Linked DNA regions of Mus musculus: region 1 is linked to region 2. A link is a contact called in ENCODE POLR2A ChIA-PET data. All regions are on one chromosome and are shown on one strand. The core of a region is the stretch at or near the end of the contact, and the rest is flanking DNA. Distances in the headings are between cores, read along the strand shown. Region 1 holds the start of Casp3 (caspase 3). Region 2 holds the start of Cfap97 (cilia and flagella associated protein 97).

Region 1 (5,126 bases), core at 994-3,493, 450 kb after region 2:
TTATACTTTATTTATCTGCGTGTATTTGTGTAAATGTGGATTGTGTTCTTGAAAGTCAGAAGAGGGTGCTGGGTCCTCTAGAGCTAGAGTTACAAGTGGCATGAGCCACCTGAGTTGGAAGAGCAAGAGCTCTTTCTTAACTACCCAACCAATCCTTCACCACCTTTTAAATGCACTCTATAATCCCTCTATACAATATCTACGACTTAAGTATTCATCTTTAAGTAGTCATCTTAAAGTACGCTATTAAGGTTTACTTACAAACATATTACTATATAAGCTTACTTTCTAGAATGTGTAACAACTTAAGAAATTAAATATAAAAGACTGAATTTCTTCTGTCCCACTTATTTACTGCCTAGAATCAGAAGGTGTATTTTTTTTTAAGATTTATTTATTTATTTTATGTATGCAAGCATACTGTCCCTCTCTTCAGAGACACCAGAAGAGGACACTGGGTCCCTTTACAGATGGTTGTGAGCCACCATGTGGTTGCTGGGAATTGAACTCAGGACCTCTGGAAGAACAGTCAGTGTTCTTAACTGCTGAGCCATCTCTCCAGCCCCAGAAGTCATTTTTTAAATATCCCTAAAACTAGTAGGAGGGATAAGAAACCCTATAACAGTATACTGTTTCAGGTGTTGGTTCTTTTCCTCCTCCCTGGTCTCCCACCCCAAAGAGCAAAACTCTACCAGATAAATGACCTTCACACCATTTTTACAAATGATTAACTTATCATGTAATTGCTATAGTAATTTAGCTTATGAAGGCTAAGTCTTCTTGCAGATGTAGGCCCTAAAACGTTTACCTATTATACTTCTAGTTCAGTTTTCTCGCCAAATGGAAGAGAGTGACCACGCCCCGCTTTTAGATCACTTCAGAAAGCCATCTTACTCCAGCTCCTGGAAAGCAGTCACATTGCTTTTCATGAATTCTTTCTCTCTTGAGGCCCAGAACGGCTTCAGGTCCCTCTGGGTCCCCATTTACAGGGCGGCTTCAGGTCCCTCTGAGTCCCCACAGTGAGGAGAAATTACAGGGCTTAGATGAAAACTATCACCTCCAGATGTTTTGCTCTAACGAACTTCTCTAGATGAAGTCAACATTAACGGCAGGAAACTGCTGAGGATACCTTATCTAAGGTATCACTTTGTTAAGAACGTTTAGCACAGGGAGGGGTCCGGGCACAAGGGGTTTCTCAATTAGACCCTTCCTTGTGAACTACAGCCTCCACGATGCACTGCGAGGGTTGAATGCATCCTACTGCTAAAGTCCAACAGAAAATGGCTGATTCTAACTTACTTTGGGAGGGATAATGATAGATCAATTTGTTTCTGGAATCTACATTTAACCACTATGGCTCTTCATGAGAGCAAACCACTTATCTTTTTCTTTCTTTTTTTTTCCCCCCCAAGACAGGGTTTCTCTGTGTAGCCCTGGCTGTCCTGGAACTCACTCTGTAGACCAGGCTGGCCTCGAACTCAGAAATCTACCTGCCTCTGCCTCCCAAGTGCTGGGATTAAAGGCGTGCACCACCACTGCCCGTCCACTTATCCTTTTAAAGCCTTTGATGGAACTGGAAAAAATAAAAAATGTATTATGGAAATGCAAGAGCTTGAATTCCACACGCAACGAACGGTAGACATCTGTGTGGCTACGTGTACGTCAGTCCCTTACATCCAACGAAGCAAAGGCGGTGAAGGCAAGAGGCTGCTCTCTGGAGTACATTTGTCCTTAAGAATATTCTGGGCCCCTGAAATTCGATGCTGATCGCTGTGCTCGTGTTTTCGTATATTATGCAAAAACAAAACAAAACAAAACCCACTTCCCAGAGTCAGAGTCTGAATGAAATAGGACGTAAACCAGTCAGAGATTTCAGTAAGGTAGTCAGGACCTCTCACTGAGGGAGCAAGAGGTGGACGGAAGTGAAGAAAGGCCTCGGTGCAATTGAGAGGAAGTAGAATTACCGAGTGCGGGGCACAGCTCTATTTTCTCCTGCCAGAGTTCTGACTGGCAGAGGCGCCTCCCTAGACGCCCATCTTGGCGCCCCCGGAATCAGGCGTGGCCGAAAGACCTCTCTAAAATTTACCTCAAGTGGCGCAAGTCGGCCGGAGGCGGCAGCTGGCGGAGCCAGAGATGGCGGGAACCAGAGCTTGAAACCCGCGCGAGGGGGCGGAGCCGGAGGGGGCGGGGCCCTAGGCTTGCCCTGGGTGGGCGGGGCCTGCGCTACGAGACGGGGCTCAGTCGGGGCTGAAACCACCAATCGCGACTGGCGTGTGCGAGATGAGGTGTTGGGGGGTGTGTGAGGGGGGATGGGGCGGGGAGGTAGAGAAGGGGCGTGGCGTGGGGCGTGACCGGCGGTAGTCTGCTGTTGCTGCTGCTGCTGCTGCAGTTGCAGTGTTGGTGCTGGTGGGATCAAAGCGCAGTGTCCTGCGGCGGGGAGCTTGGAACGGTACGGTGAGTGTCTGCTGCTCTCGCGCCTTCGAAGGCCTGTGTTGTCCCCCGGAGCTGGCGCTCTTTTGGCGGGTCTGCAGCTCCTTGGAGGAGGCGGGGGAAACGGGCAATCTGGGCGGAGGATCCTTTGTGTTGCCTCCAGGCTTGCTCAGGCAAACACTGAAGGCAGAGAAGCTGGAAACAGCGCCGGGAGCGCGATCCCGAGCTGAGAACCCAGACCCGGGAGGCCAAACCGGTGTCCCTAAACCTGGGTGAGCCGGTGCGGTGTCCCTAAACCTGGGTGAGCCGGAGCGGGTTCAGACCCCTCGAGCATGGCACACGGGCCGCGCTGAGGCTTAAAGGCGGAGTCAGGGGGGTATCTGGAGATCGCCCGGGGTACAGAGCTTCAGGGGCGGGAGGGGGTGAGGCCATAGTGTGGGGGTGAACCTGGAAGCCGAGTGGCGGGAGGTGGCGGGATCCTGGATCTGCAGGCCGAGGTGTGGACTCGGTAGCAGAGGATGGATAGGGGAAGTTCTGCCCTGGGGCCTGGAAGCTAGGCTGATGCTGACCTTGTGGCGGCTCTAAGTGACCCAGCCTCCCTCTGTTACAAGAGCATTTGATCTCCACCTTTAGTTTTCTCCAGTGCACTGTGATTTTTGGTTCTTGCGGAGAGCTGATTTTAAGCATTACTCCTTGAATACTCCAGCTCATTCCTTTGTTGGTCAAAGTCACTGTAGGAGCTTGCATTGACATCTCTTGAGCCATGCTCGGTTACTGTCCCTTCTTCGCGCTTATTAATTAGTCTGTGAAGTTCGACTTGAACAGCAGGGTCTTTACCTCATTCTCCGTTGAGTCACCCAGGAAACGTCCTTCTCAGGCACCTCTTGTGGACCCAACTTCTTCCGCCGTTAGTCCCCGAGCCTTGTAGACCTACGAGTCTGACAGATTTGTACCTGGCCCCTCTTCGGAGTCTTGTGGACTTTCTACGTGTCTGCCAGACTTGTGCCCACCTCAGGGAACTGAAGCAGCCTCCTTGCAGGTCTCTGTCTCCCGCCCAAGACCCCTCTCCAGTGCTCTCTTTAAGACACGAACAAAAACAGTTTTCTAGATGTTCATGTTTACCCTGAAGGCTTAAGTGTAAAACCGTATCCTCTAAACCGGGTTAGCGAAGCCAAACCCTGGGTCTTGGCTGTCTCCCCCCGCCCCCCCCCCTTTTTAGCAGAATGAAGAAGCTCTCCAGGCAATATTGGATACTGTGTCCTTTTCGGGTTTTCTTTCCAGCCCTCTGAGTCCACTGGCTCACCTTTTCTCCCCCTGAGACATTAGCTTATGAACAGGAGCTGCTACGGAGGTTTCCCTTAGTTAGCAATTCCTAGCTGAATCTTCCCATTCCTCCCTTTGCGGCAGGCATTTCCTGAAAGCAGCCGTGTCATATCCTCTACTTTTGCTTGTTTATTGTTTGCCTACCGAACTGTGAGCAAACAACAGTAGGCTCGAACTTTAGCTTGGCTCCCTTCCTTACTGGCTTTTTTTTTTCCACAAGTGACTACTCAACCCATTGGGGTGGGTGGGAAATGTGGGGCCATCGTTACAGTAAGAGTATACACAATAGCAGAGGAGATGCTAAGCTGGGGGTTTGGCCAGCCTTTGGGAAGTTACTTTGGATATGTTAATGGTGGCCACAGGCAGGAGCCCTAAGTATGGAGTGTAGAACCCTGTGACAACCTGGTGTTGAAGCTTTAAAGAATGGCTTTGTTTTGCTGTCCAGTAGACTAAGGCTTTTGGAAAGTGAGAAGGTGTTTTTTTAGTGAGTGGAAGTTTATTGAAATGTAGCCATCGAACTGCTACAAAGTAACAAGTGAAATCCTGCACCTAATTAAATCAGGTTGCTTTTGTGGTCCTGCAGAAAGGTTCTGCCTCCTGCTGTTTTAAGTAGGAATTCTGTATCTTTATCTGATAGAAGCGGGTCCAGGGCCACTCTATGGTTTCAAACCTAGCAACACATTCACTTCATGCGCTTTCTAAAGTTACAACACAGTCTTTTCTTCAAACACATTGCATTAGTTCTGATCTTCGTGTTAGATAATATTAAAGTTCTACCCCAGTGATAGAGGTAGAATACGATGTGGAAATTCTTACATTCTTGAGTACTGTTTTATATATAGTCATTTAACAGATTAAAAAAAGTTTGGAGAGGAAAGGGTATTCCATCATCATCATCTGACTGTCTGAGGCCAGGAGCCCGGGGCCTACCAGCTTCTTCATAAATAAAGCATAATCTATATTGCTCAGAGGGTTGTGTAAAGATCAGATGAAATAGTATGTGTGACATTCTACATAATAGTCCTTGTTCTGGTCTCTTTGTTTTGGCCTTCAATATTACCTGGGGAGGGTCTTCATTCTGCTAAAGTACAATGAAATTATCTAGTAAGAACAGAACATGGACTGCTTAATGTCTACCTTGCTGCTGTTTTTAAATGCCAGTGAACATACATAACAGCTCTGGATAGGGGTAGAGTCTGCCTCTTCCACTACTTCATACGCTCAGGGTTTAATGAAACATCTTCATACAGTTGATAATCAGTAGATTACATAGTTATCTGTAATTTTTATAAAAGACATCAAGGATCTTCCACTCTATACTTTTATTTCAACAACAACAAATTGTTTTCAAACAGGTCAGTAATTCTTACACA
Region 2 (5,607 bases), core at 2,681-5,180:
CTAGCAATGAAATCTATTTTGCCAATTTCAGGCCTTCTGTGACCTTTTACATTCTGTCAGGATCTTTCACTACTGCTGACCTGTGAACTGAACTGCCAATTTCCAGACAACACAGACAGGATTTGCTGCAGAGAACCATTTCTAAACAGGCCCATTTCCCCCATATCCTTTCTTCTCTACTCCCTCTGGTGCGTGGTGGGCTAAAGGGAGGTTAAAGTGTTTGAGAACCATCATTAAAAATAAGGTTTGAAGATAATTAAAGTTACAAAGCCAAGACCCCTGCCTTGACTCTTACACCGACACAGAGAAAGGCCATCTCTGGACCAGGAATCAAGGTGCCTTACCTGTTGCCACCTTGAACTGATTTTCCTTTCTCCTGAACTGTGAGAGAGAAGATACGCTATAGCATTTGTTGTAACCAGGCTGAAGGACAATAATGAATCAAGACTTAAAAAAAAAAATTCAGTCTTCAAGAGAATCGTTATTAAAAGTCAATTACTGGGGGCTGGTGAGATGGCTCAGCGGTTAAGAGTGCCGATTGCTCTTCCAAAGGTCCTGAGTTCAAATCCCAGCAACCACATGGTGTCTCACAACCATCTGTAACAAAATCTGATGTCCTCTTCTGGAGTGTCTGAAGACAGCTACAGTGTACTTACATATAATAAATAAATATTTTTTTAAAAAGTCAATTGCTTTTATTGTAAAATACACAAAACTGAAATTTTACCATAGTAACCATTTTCACAGTGTAGTAGTAAATACATTCATGTTGTGTAACAATCATTATCCATTTCCAGAATTCCTCTAGCAGGCAATTGCATAGATACTCTGCCACCAAAGAACTTACGCTACCATGTCCAAAACTTTTTCTACCAGGCAACTGGACAGAAGCTCTGCCATCAAACAACTTGCCATTCTCCTCCCCAGAACCGCTTCGCATGAATTACATTATTCTAAGCCTCTTAGACATGGAATCATGTATTTGTCTTTTCTGACTAGCTTTCTTCATTTAGCATCATTTCTTAAACTTTCATGTATTAGGATTTCGTTCCTTTTCGTGATTGGGTAAAATTTCACTGTGTATGCAAGTGCCTGTATCAACATTTTATGTTCATAGACTCAGGTTGTTTTTATATTTTGAGTATTATAAATAACAATGCTATGAATCTAGATGTACAAATATCCAAGATGCTGCTTTGAATTCTTTTGAGCATATATCCTGAAATGTAATTGCTAGTTCATATAATTCTATTTACTATTTTCAAGAAAATACCATAATTTCCTATCCTGCTGTCTTATGTATCAACTGTGCAAAAGGCTTCCAATTTCTTTGAGTCTTATCCATCTTGTTGTCTATTTCTAGTTTTTGCAACAGCTACTTCTAAAATGGTAACTCTCCAAGTGGGGCTAAAATGAACCTCATTGTCTGACTTTGTATGCTTGGTGTGCAGGTACAGAGCAAAGTACCACAGTGAAGCTGTGGTTCTAGGGTAACTTTGTGAGCACAGGTGTGTCATAGAAAAGTTGTGAGGTTGTAGCCAGTTTTTTACTTCCACTGTGGAATCTAGAAGTTCTATTCAGGTTGTCAGGTTGCCTTTGGAATTACTTTGTACCAGTTGTGCTGTCTCCGTGGCCTTGAATGTTTTCTTGTGTTCTGGGATCTAATTCTAGTCATCTGGCAAGCACATTTACCTACCAGACACGATCATCTCAAAGGCCTTCACAGATTTTGATATGCAGTTCCTTAATGGGTAGTGTCTTAAGCGACTTTTTTATTGCTGTGTCAAAGCAACGTGACCAAGGCAACTTATAAAATAGAGCAATTAGTTGGGTTCCCAGTTTCAGAGGGTCAGAGTCCATGATAGCAGTGCAAAGGCATGGCATGGCAGCAGGGACAGATGACAACTCCCTTCTTAATCCAAAAGCAGGAGGCAGAGCAGTAGAAGGCTTTTGAGATCTTTGCCAAAGCTCACCCCTAGTGCCACACTTCCAACAAGGCACACCTTACTCCTTCCCAAACAGTTCCACCAACTGAGGACCAAGTATTCAAATACATGCATATAGAGGTTATTTTCGTTCAAATCATTTTTAGTGAAGTCCCTGTGTTTTCTTGTGTTGTTGGCTATTTGTATCTTCTTTGGAGAAATGTCTACTCAAACACTTTATATCTACCCTGACAGAATATTTTTTCATTAGTTAAAAATTAAGTGAAATACTGTCTTTGAGCCAACAAAATGAAGAAAAAAAGTTTCTCTTTGTTAATAATCAGGACCCCAAAAATATAAAATATATTGTTCAAAATAAGAGTCCTTTCTTGAGTCTGATGGCTGTGGTTGTGATCACACACACACACACACACACACACACACGATTAGACACCTAGACACTTAGTGAAGCTCACCTCTGGGTGTGTCTGGAGGGCATTTCCAGAGACATCATGTGGGCTCTGATCTCATCAATGAAGTGACCCTTGATGGATTCATAATATGCTGGCATTATTAGCAGGTGGTGATAGGGAGGAGGTGGCGCCTAGGTGGAAGAAGGTCACTAGAGGTATCTCTAGCATTATACCTTGCCCTGGCCTCTTCCTGTAGGCCAGATTCTCCAGTCTTATAATTCCACAAACTGCTGCTCTGTAGTGCCATGAAGGACTGAACCCTCTCAAAATGTGAGTCAACACATCTTTCCTCACTGTGTTAGCTATTCTGTCATGGCTCTGACAAACAATACACTCGTAGTCCCTAGGATATAATGTTAAGTTTGTGCTTGCTTCCTTAGTACCTTTATTTAAGTGCTGAGAACTTATTATGGCTGTAACAAATTACTACAAAGTTAGATGTATAAAACAACTCATTGATTTGGATTAGGGAGCTGTGGAGGTCAGAAATCTAAAATCCAGGCATATTTGAGTTCTTTCGGGGTAGAAGCCACTTCTCCCCTCTTTTCAGTCTTCCAGAGATGCATGCATTCTTTGGCTCATTGACTCTTCCACACATCACTCAACTATTTTGTGTCCCAGCTCCTACAACTAACTGGCTTGGAAGCTTTTGCCTCTCCCTTTTATAGGGATTTATAGTGGCTGATTACACAATGAGCTCCTGGATAATGTAAATTTAATTGCATCAGCTAAATTCTTGTGCCAGATAAAGTAACATATTCGTGTACTCTGGTGATTAGAGGATAGAGATCAGGAGTGTACTGCCATTCCTGACCCTTAGATGTGTCAACAAGAAATTAAGGCACTCAACCGTCTATAGAGATCATTTTTTATATTGCTTAAAGTGGACCTTCACCATCAGAAGGGCCATCCTTTATGGGTTACCTGCCCCGGTGCATATTAACTATGCTTGAATTTGAAATTTTTTCCTCCTTTGACACGGGCCTCACGATATAGCCCTGGCTGGCCTGGAAGTCACTATGTAGAACACAGGGATTCCTCTCCCTCTACTCCCAAGTGCTGAGACCAATGGCATCCGCCACCAGGACTGGTTCGTGTAAACAGCGTTTTGCTGAAATAAAATCGAACAAAACACACAGTCGTCCTCCATTTTTATTATTGTCATCTTGTTACAGAATTACAAGATTACAGCGTCTTTTTAGGAAACCATCCCGGACGTCTAGACCTACCGCAGCGTCGTGGGTAGGCGAGCAGGTGATGCCCTGGACAACAGGGAGGCCTTGGTGGCCTCCTTTCCATGAGCCTCCGAGACCTCGCGAGGTCCTGCCGAGAAGCTGTCGCCCCTGCAGCGCCGGCCTGATCACTTTGACCGGGTCTCCCGGAACTACGGACGACAGGAGCGCAGCCCTCACCCTCGCCGGCAGAGACTCGGCTCCGCGCTCGCCCCGCCTTTCCCCTTCCGCTGAGTCCAACCCCCGGAGCTTCCGCCCGCGCTCAGGCGTGCGCCGGTCTCCGTTAGCTTCTACCGCGGGGGAGGGAGAACGGTGGAGGTGTGGCTGCGCGTGCGCAGAGCGAGCGAGAACCCGAACGCTCCGCGGGGCGCAAGAGTCCGTGGCGGCCACAGTTCGCAGGTGAGCGGCGCTCGGGCTTCCGCATCCGGTCGGTCTCCAGCGGGCGAGACGGCCCTCCCCTGCGTTCGGGGTCCGTTTCCCCGGTTCAGTGCCCGACGGAGGCGAGCACCCGGGGTGGGTACCGCCGAGCCTCCACGGTGGGGGGGACACAGGCTGTCCTCAGCCCTAGGCGCCGCCACCTCGGCCTCGCTAGCCCGCAGGGCGAGCGACGTGGTAACCGCTATTAAAAAAAAAAAAAAAAAAAAAAAAACGATAGCCCGGCCCGCAGGACGCGAGAGGAGGCGTGGAGTCGGGGTCCGAGCCCACGGCTGCCCCTCTCCGGGCGCTTGAACCCGAACCCACAGCTCTGAGGCACTGAGTGTGAAGAGGCAACCGACTGGGGTCCTGGAAGAAGCCCCAGACTCCTGAAAACCAGGTGTTCAGTTTGAGCCAAGATTTTTGTATGCTTAATTTGGTGCCCTATTGTGTCCATATCGACAGATAAGGACTTATCTCAAATGTACAAAATGCCGTTTTTAATGACAGGTTATTCGAGTATTCTTTCTGGTGTATTGGGAAAGCGCTGTTATTTCTACTGCTAGTTCTGCATAAGCTAAAACATCACTCTCCAAGTAACTTCCAGGTAGCTTTGACAGCAACCTGGCTCGATCCACCAGAGGGTTGTTAGAGTCTCATGAACCATCCTTTGATTTTTATCCTTCTCCCGTGTGTTGTAAGATAATCTTAACGATCCTATAAAGCTACAATTTTTCTTGCCTATTCCCGAATGTAAGTTGAATTAGAAGCAACCTTGATGTAAATTTTGGCAAAAGAATCGTTAATGAGGGAGATCGTCCGCTAAGTTTTCCTGGAACTTAAGTTTGTGTGTGTACAGCCACTCTTGCCCAATAGAAATTCTGACTATAAACACCAGAAATTTGACATACACTAGGCAGTGGGCCACCTCTCCAGCGGAGAGAGGGACATTATCAAAATACGCTGGAAACATGATGGTTTTATTCTGTTTACATAGGAGGCAGAGTAAGAACCTGGGCTGAGCCTTAAATCTCCAGACCTCTTTGTGGGATAAACCCAACTGTTGTAGGTCTTTTTCTAGACACTGGATGTATAAAGGTGAACAAGAAAGACCTCTGGAGCGCCCAGTCTGGTAAGAGTGGCTATACCTCCACCTCCTCCTCGCCCCATCCTCTCCTCTCTCCATCTTTCTCCAGAGCTCAGGTGATCCTCTTAATTTGGCTTCACTAGTAGTTGATTTATAAGCACACGCTATAAGGGGTCCAACGCTAGCCAGTCTCGTGAGGAGACTCCCGTAGGCAAAGTTTTAGACAAATCTCTTCCCGTTCTGCTCTTGGACCCCTAGAAACTAATTAGACGAGACAGCATCAGTGTGGAAGACCACAGTACAATTTCCTGTGTCCTTCATCCGGTGCCATTCACCGTCTCTTTTGAGAAATGGCCTTGTTTGGCCTAGAACTCACCAAGTAGAAGACTGGCTGGCCAGCAAGTCCTTAAGGATCCACCACCTCAGCACCATGTTTACAAACACACGCCAGCGCCCTCTCCTCCCCCCAACTGGAG

What was found. ChIA-PET counts read pairs that join two places held with the same protein, here RNA polymerase II (POLR2A).
Region 1: POLR2A ChIA-PET joins it to region 2 with 21 read pairs in Patski. The contact joins the promoter of Casp3 here to the promoter of Cfap97 in region 2. POLR2A ChIA-PET finds 5 or more read pairs at or near these places in 3 of 5 experiments (Patski and embryonic stem cell).

The regions. Positions count from the first base shown.
Region 1 is chr8:46,615,048-46,620,173 of GRCm38, forward strand. Casp3 (caspase 3) reads left to right here and starts at 2,244. Exons shown (of 7, transcript NM_001284409.1): 1 at 2,244-2,454. It overlaps Primpol (primase and polymerase (DNA-directed)), which reads right to left and starts at 2,180. Exons shown (of 15, transcript NM_001001184.2): 1 at 2,087-2,180.
Region 2 is chr8:46,159,721-46,165,327 of GRCm38, forward strand. It overlaps Cfap97 (cilia and flagella associated protein 97), which reads left to right and starts at 3,931. Exons shown (of 5, transcript NM_025747.4): 1 at 3,931-4,029.